Regions from separate parts of the Mus musculus genome. Here region 2 is linked to region 1. Evidence: chromatin loops called from intact Hi-C (ENCODE). Cell type or tissue: heart. All regions are shown on one strand. Each heading gives the region's core, and the rest is flanking DNA. Links, peaks and the distances in the headings are about the cores only. Region 1 holds the start of Prep (prolyl endopeptidase). Region 2 overlaps Prep (prolyl endopeptidase).

Evidence for each region. Peaks named below come from ENCODE experiments on the same cell type or tissue, not always from the same donor. Only the 100,000 strongest peaks of a DNase experiment are listed, where the experiment ranks them.
Region 2: a loop joins it to region 1, with 2.5 times the contacts of the local background. A loop is called at or near these places in 4 of 42 quality-filtered maps.

The regions. Positions count from the first base shown.
Region 1 is chr10:45,065,912-45,068,816 of GRCm38, forward strand. Prep (prolyl endopeptidase) reads left to right here and starts at 1,305. Exons shown (of 15, transcript NM_011156.3): 1 at 1,305-1,464. The coding sequence starts at 1,420. It also overlaps 2310075K07Rik. In heart, for the core only: CTCF peaks have their summits at 424 and 1,167 (motif pointing right); a DNase peak (open chromatin) is centred at 1,190; H3K4me3 peaks cover 2,341 bases; H3K27ac peaks cover 1,855 bases.
Region 2 is chr10:45,131,364-45,134,268 of GRCm38, forward strand. All of the region lies in intron 10 of Prep (prolyl endopeptidase), which reads left to right. Among named protein-coding and RNA genes, the nearest start is that of Prep, 66 kb to the left of the region's middle. In heart, for the core only: a CTCF peak has its summit at 1,228 (motif pointing left); no DNase peak of the experiment used is centred there; H3K27ac peaks cover 181 bases.

The sequences.
Region 1 (2,905 bases), core at 160-2,659:
ACAGCAACAGGGACAATGATAATAATGATAATAATAATAATGAGCTGCTGCTACACTTGTCAGTCTTTCTAGCATAAGTAGTCAAACTCAAGTTTCTCTTGCTAAAAAGGATGCCCTTGTAAACTACAAACAAACTGCATCTCTATGTGCCTTCTGAGGGGGAAGACGTCGGACAGGTAGAAATGAAATGTTAGCCTTCAGGGACTGAATCCTGGCTCTCTTTTCTTCTCCACCCCTACTATTTGTGAAACTGAGCAAAACAAAGTTCCAGTTTATCTCAACTGTAAAACTGGGACAATAACAGTTTTCAAATCAACATTTAAGGAGGCATCAACGCTTATCTGGGGATTCTCTGAGTCAAGTGTCCTTGGGATTATCTTTATGACGCACTGCACACAGAGATGGCAGGAGCTAGACCTCCTGGCAGCCCCTGGCGACTGGGTTCAGTAGTGCTAGCCTGCAACATGAGCCTTAATAGTTAGAAACCAACAGTGAGAATTCTCTTATAATGCAGACTTTTACTGATGGCCCTATCTTTCCCATGGCAAGTAGGAAGGCAAGGACACATTATACACATTGAAAATTGGGGCTACAATGCCTCTTCTGGGTGGTCTACAAAGGAGGCCCATGGATAGAGAAGTGTAGTCAGTCAGTCTTCATGATGGGTTTGAGATCAGGCAGGAGGTATCTTGTCTCTTTACAACTCAGGAACAGTGTTGCTCAAAATACAAAACCCGAAGCAGAAGGGAGGAGCCATAGGGTCAGACAAGGACCCTAGGTTACCATAAGTTCTCTCACCTCGCTCCCCATCAGTCAGTAAATCTCCAACAAGGGATCATCCATTGTCTTGGCAACACCTCTGAAGAACCTCTTCAGCCTGGAGGCCGAGCAGTCCGTGTCCATCAAGGGTTAAGGGAGGAAGCTGTACTTCCTTCACGATCACCTTGAAGCATTTCTTCTTCCATATACAGAGTGGCTGGTGGCAGGCAGGCGGACGGGCGGGTTGGGGAAAGCCGGCCTAGGTCAGGGAAGAGGCAAAGTTTTCCTTCCTGGGCGCGAAGGAGGGGAGGCGGCGTAGCGCGGGGCTGCGGGAGGCCGGTCGCCGAGCGGCGTGGCGCGGCGTCGCCAGCGTGCTCCTCCGTGCGCCCGGGCGCGGCTGGTGCTCCTGCAGAGGGAGCTGTGCGCCCGTTCCGGCGCCCGCGCGGCGACTCCGCTCCCTCTTGTCGCCGCTTGGGCCCGCCCGCCGGGGAGGGGCTCCCGGCCTTGCCGACAGCGTCTTCCTGCTTGGCGCACTGCCCCACCGTGAGTCCGCCCGTGCACGCCGGCTGTCCGCTCGCCCGCTCGCACGCCGCCCTCCGCCGCAGTCCGCGCCCAGCCTCGCCCGCACTTCCCCCCTTCAGCCCGCGCCCGGATCCGGCCATGCTGTCCTTCCAGTACCCCGACGTGTACCGCGACGAGACCTCCGTGAGTACCCCGCTCTCACCGCGCCCCCCGACCCGCGCCTCCCGCAGCTCGGTTCCCGCAGCCCCCGCTCGCCCCGCGCCGCTCCCCGGCCTTTGTTTGCGGAGCCGCCCGGGTCGCGGGGCTCCTCCCAGCCTGAACCTAGCGGGCGGCCTCGGCCCACGTGTCCACGCCCGTGGTCAACGCCGCTCGGCCCCAAGGACAGACCCCCCGGGCAGGCATGGGCATCTGGGGCCAGTGGGCAGCCAGAACGTACCCCTGTGCTTCTAAGAGGAGAAGCAGTCTGGCTTAAATATGGTGGTAGCACCAAGTGTATGCTGGTGTGTGTGCGTGGGAAAAATGATGTAAGATTTGAAAACAAAAGCAAACTTTGAGAACTTGGAATTTGCAAGTCCTTAGAGTTGAAGCTCATTCATTGCGCTTTAAGGCTGTGCTGTCCCGAATCGGGTGCCTGACGTTGGCTGCTGGGATGCAAATAAGGGAGGCAGTGTTGGGGAAGGAGCAGTGGGCCCACAGTGTGCTGGGGCCAGTCAGGTTCGCTTAAGAAAGGAAGTTAAGACGGGGTGGCCTTTTGCAAGGAAAGTTTTCCCCGCTGGGAGTTAACTGTTTACCTAAGCTGCAGGTGAACTGCAGGTAACTTGAGACCCAGGTAGTGAAATTCAGAAGTGTGTGTGTGTGTGTGTGTGTGTGTGTGTGTGTGTGTAAAAAGTAGTTTGGGACTTAAGTGGATTGAATCCAAACATTAGGACCCCAATTCCTGTAGTCACAACCTGGTTTCTCAGGTTACTTAAAATAGAATCAAAGTAAAAATATTTTTGTATAATACCATTCTATTTTTTTTCCTGTTTACTTTGATCTGGTTCATGACAGAAAATGTACTCTGAACTCAGCACATCACACATGGAGGTAAAGTCTCAGTGTTAAAGACCTTCTCCTTTTCAAGTGAACGTCCAAGTATCTGTGCTGCATTAATGGGTGACCCCTGGGAACCATGTTCTCAGTTGGTTTAACTGCTTGCTCATTGAATTCATCTTCAAGGGGACTGGTTAACTCCCAGACAACCTGAATGCTGTTGTTGGTGGCCCTCACTACCTGGGTGACATTGGGCAAGTCTTACCTGTTGTGAGTTCATGTGTGAGGCCCCCTTTTATACATGGACTATTAAGGCTGACAGGCCTTGACTTGTCATCTAGATGGCCGAGCTCTGCCGTGGGCCAGGTACAAAGATGTGAAACTGTTCCGACTCTGAGTCTTGAGTGTCTTTTCGGTTTTCAGGTTAGCATATGTACATGTATATATGTTACCAATAATATGTATTATACCTGTGTGTGTGTGTGTGTGTGTGTGTGTGTGTATAACTACCATTTTGTGGCTTTGATAAATATAGTCTTAGGATTTTCTTTTCTTTTTTGGACCCGGTAGTTGAGTGAAGGTAGTGTTGGCT
Region 2 (2,905 bases), core at 151-2,650, 65 kb after region 1:
TGAGCTTCTCTGGGCTCCTCTGGACTTTGTCCTGAGGAAATGGTTCTGTATTGGATTATGCGTTTCGGTGGGTCCAGGAGAACAGTGACTTCCACTGGTGCCTTAGAATAAGGGGAGGGGCCAGGTAAAGAAACCTGTTGGTTCTCCTGGACGATGTGGGACGGGGCGCCATGGCCCAGCACGGTGGGGATTTTGTTTTGCAAGCTTACTTTATGGAGTTGTTAGTGTATCAGACAGCAACTGATTTAATCTGAACGTCTTAGATCTGTCTGTTTATTGTTTAACAATGCATAGTTCATATTTGATGCTACAACTGTCAGGTCAAACCGAACTTAAGCCTAGCACCACCACCAGTGATAGTTGTTTGTGCTGTAGCTGTCTTCACCCTTACTTAGTGTATGAAGTATTTAGTAATTCAGATATCTGCATGTATTACTGAATTTGGCATTCTGTGTGATAAAGCCTCTTAGGCAGGTTTACTGCTTCCCTGAGAGTTGTGGCTTTGAGGAGTGTAGAGGCTGCCGGTGGTGAGCTCTGCTGATGCTGGGGCAGGTACACTTAAGCTCCACCTTGCTGTCTCTCAAAGCAGTGCCATCCTGTCTGCTCCGTAGCAACGTGGAAAACATCGGTGGCGTCATGGGTCTGCGCTAGCGTCTGTTCCTAACCATTTTAATAATTGGTTTTTAAAGATAGGATCAGTCTGGATGTGGTCTCAGCACTCAGACAGGAGGATCTTTTAAGTTTGAAGCTAGCCTTCATCCTTTCACAATCAAAAAAAAAAAAACAAAAAAGCCAAAATGGCTTTCAGTGTAGACACAGCTCTGAACACCTGGGGAAAGTAAATCAAAAGTGTTCATGGCTTGAAGGTCATAGGCGAGAGCACAGGAGCCCAGTCCTCTTCTGTTGCATGGCCACACATAGCGTAATGTCTCATGCCTGCTGGGGTCTGGCCATGTTATATCTATTCTTTAGCCCACCCCAGCTGAGCTGTGCACTTGAAAGAAGCATAGATCGCATCTGCTGGCATGTAAAGAGTGAGGCTGAGTTACAAGGAGGTATGAGATGTCGTTTAAATCATAGGGGAGATATGTGCCCAGCCCAAAACAACAGAACTGGTTGTGGGGGACACCGCATAGCAGCTTTCCACAAAAGATAAAACAGGAGTCAACTTGATACCTACTTGATACAGACCTGCCTGAAACCAGAGCACTGCATGCCCCCTGGTGGCCAGGTGCCTAAATCTCACCCTTAGAGCCAAGGGAAAAAATAAAGACCCATAGAAAAATTGAAGCCTTATTGATTTCTTCTTTGGCCCATTCATCCTTCAGTATTGAGGTGTTTATTCACACTGAGTCTGTGTACTTACTAGAAATGTGTTTGCTCTCGTTTTAAGTTTTATTGAATTGTGGTCAGATCGGATGCACAGAGTTACCTAAAGTTTTCTGAGTTTGAGAATTGTTTTGTGTCCCAGGGTGTGGTCTGTTTTAGAGAAGCTCCGGCACGCTGCTGAGTAGAGAGTGGAATATTCCGTAGATGCCTATTCGGTGCATTTGATGTAGGATGATAGTTTGATTCTGATGTTTCTCTACTGTGGTCCAGATGACCTGTCTGTTGGGGAAGGCGGGGTATTGAGATCACCTGCTGCTACCCAGTTGGATTTGGTCTGTGCCTTTAATCTCAGGGGTGTGCCTTTTGTGTGGAACTGGCTGCTCCAGAGTTTGGTGCACGTATGTTTACAATGGCAGTGTCTTCTTGGTTAATGGTCCCCTTAATTGGGATTAATTGTCCTTTACTTCTTCCTGTGAGTTTTGGTTTGAAGTCTGTTTCATTAGATATTACGACAGCAGCGCCCACTTGCTTCCTGGTTCCCCTTGCTTCAATCCCCTTTTCCCATCCTTTCACCATGGTTTTGAAATCAGGATCGTTGATATTAGCAAACACACACTACAAAGACAAAAGCACTGTGTGTGTGTGTGTGTGTGTGTGTGTGTATGCTCCTGCTTGTGTGGGTGTGTGCATGTACACGTATGTACATGTGGAGGGTGGGAGTTGACACATGCTTCGTTGTCAGTCATGTGGCACTTTAGTCTTGAGGCAGGGTTTCCCACTAAACCTGGACCACGCTCTCTCAGCTAGGCCAGCTGGCCAGCAGCGTGTCTCACGAATCCACTGTCCGCTGCCCTAACCCATCCCGGAGCTGGACTTACAGACACACATGGCCTTTAGGACGATGCTGGAAGTGAAAACTGCGATGCTTGTGCATATGTAGCAGGCAGTTTCAACTGAGTCATCTCCTCGTCCCGACACAAGCACTTGACAAGGATGTGCTTCTCCTACAAAGCAATAGAGTTGTGGTTGGAGGATATAGGCGCATTTGAGGTGGGAGATGAGTTCTGAAGGGTTGTCTGGGTCAGGGAGGAAGCAGGGGAAACCAGTATCCTCATGGCTGTGAAGGATGTGGACAGGATCCCTCCAGGGACAGGCCTCATGTTAGGAATGGCGTCACGACACATGAGCCTACAGGCTGATGCTGGGCCCCTGGTTTCAGACTTTCTCCATTGGTTTCTTTTCTGCATGGTATATATAACCCATTATGGGGTCTGGCGCTCAGGACAGAGCTGTGGCTTCTTAGGTTTGGGTTTGGTTTGTCAGTGTCCGTGTAGAGCTCACACATGGAGAGGGTCTCAGTCTCTAGAATGGCTGTGCTGAGAGGAGGTGGCGCCCAGAGGAGGCCTGAGTGGAGGGGAAGCTGCCTACCTGTGGAAGGAACTAAGTCAGCCCTCCCTATTGGCCCCCGCATGTGTGCTTGTCACTGTCTGTCATAGACTGAAGCAAGGAGGCCACTCCAAATTGGACATGTCGCCTCTGACAGTAAGATACTGCCAGCTATTTACTGCCTCAGCTA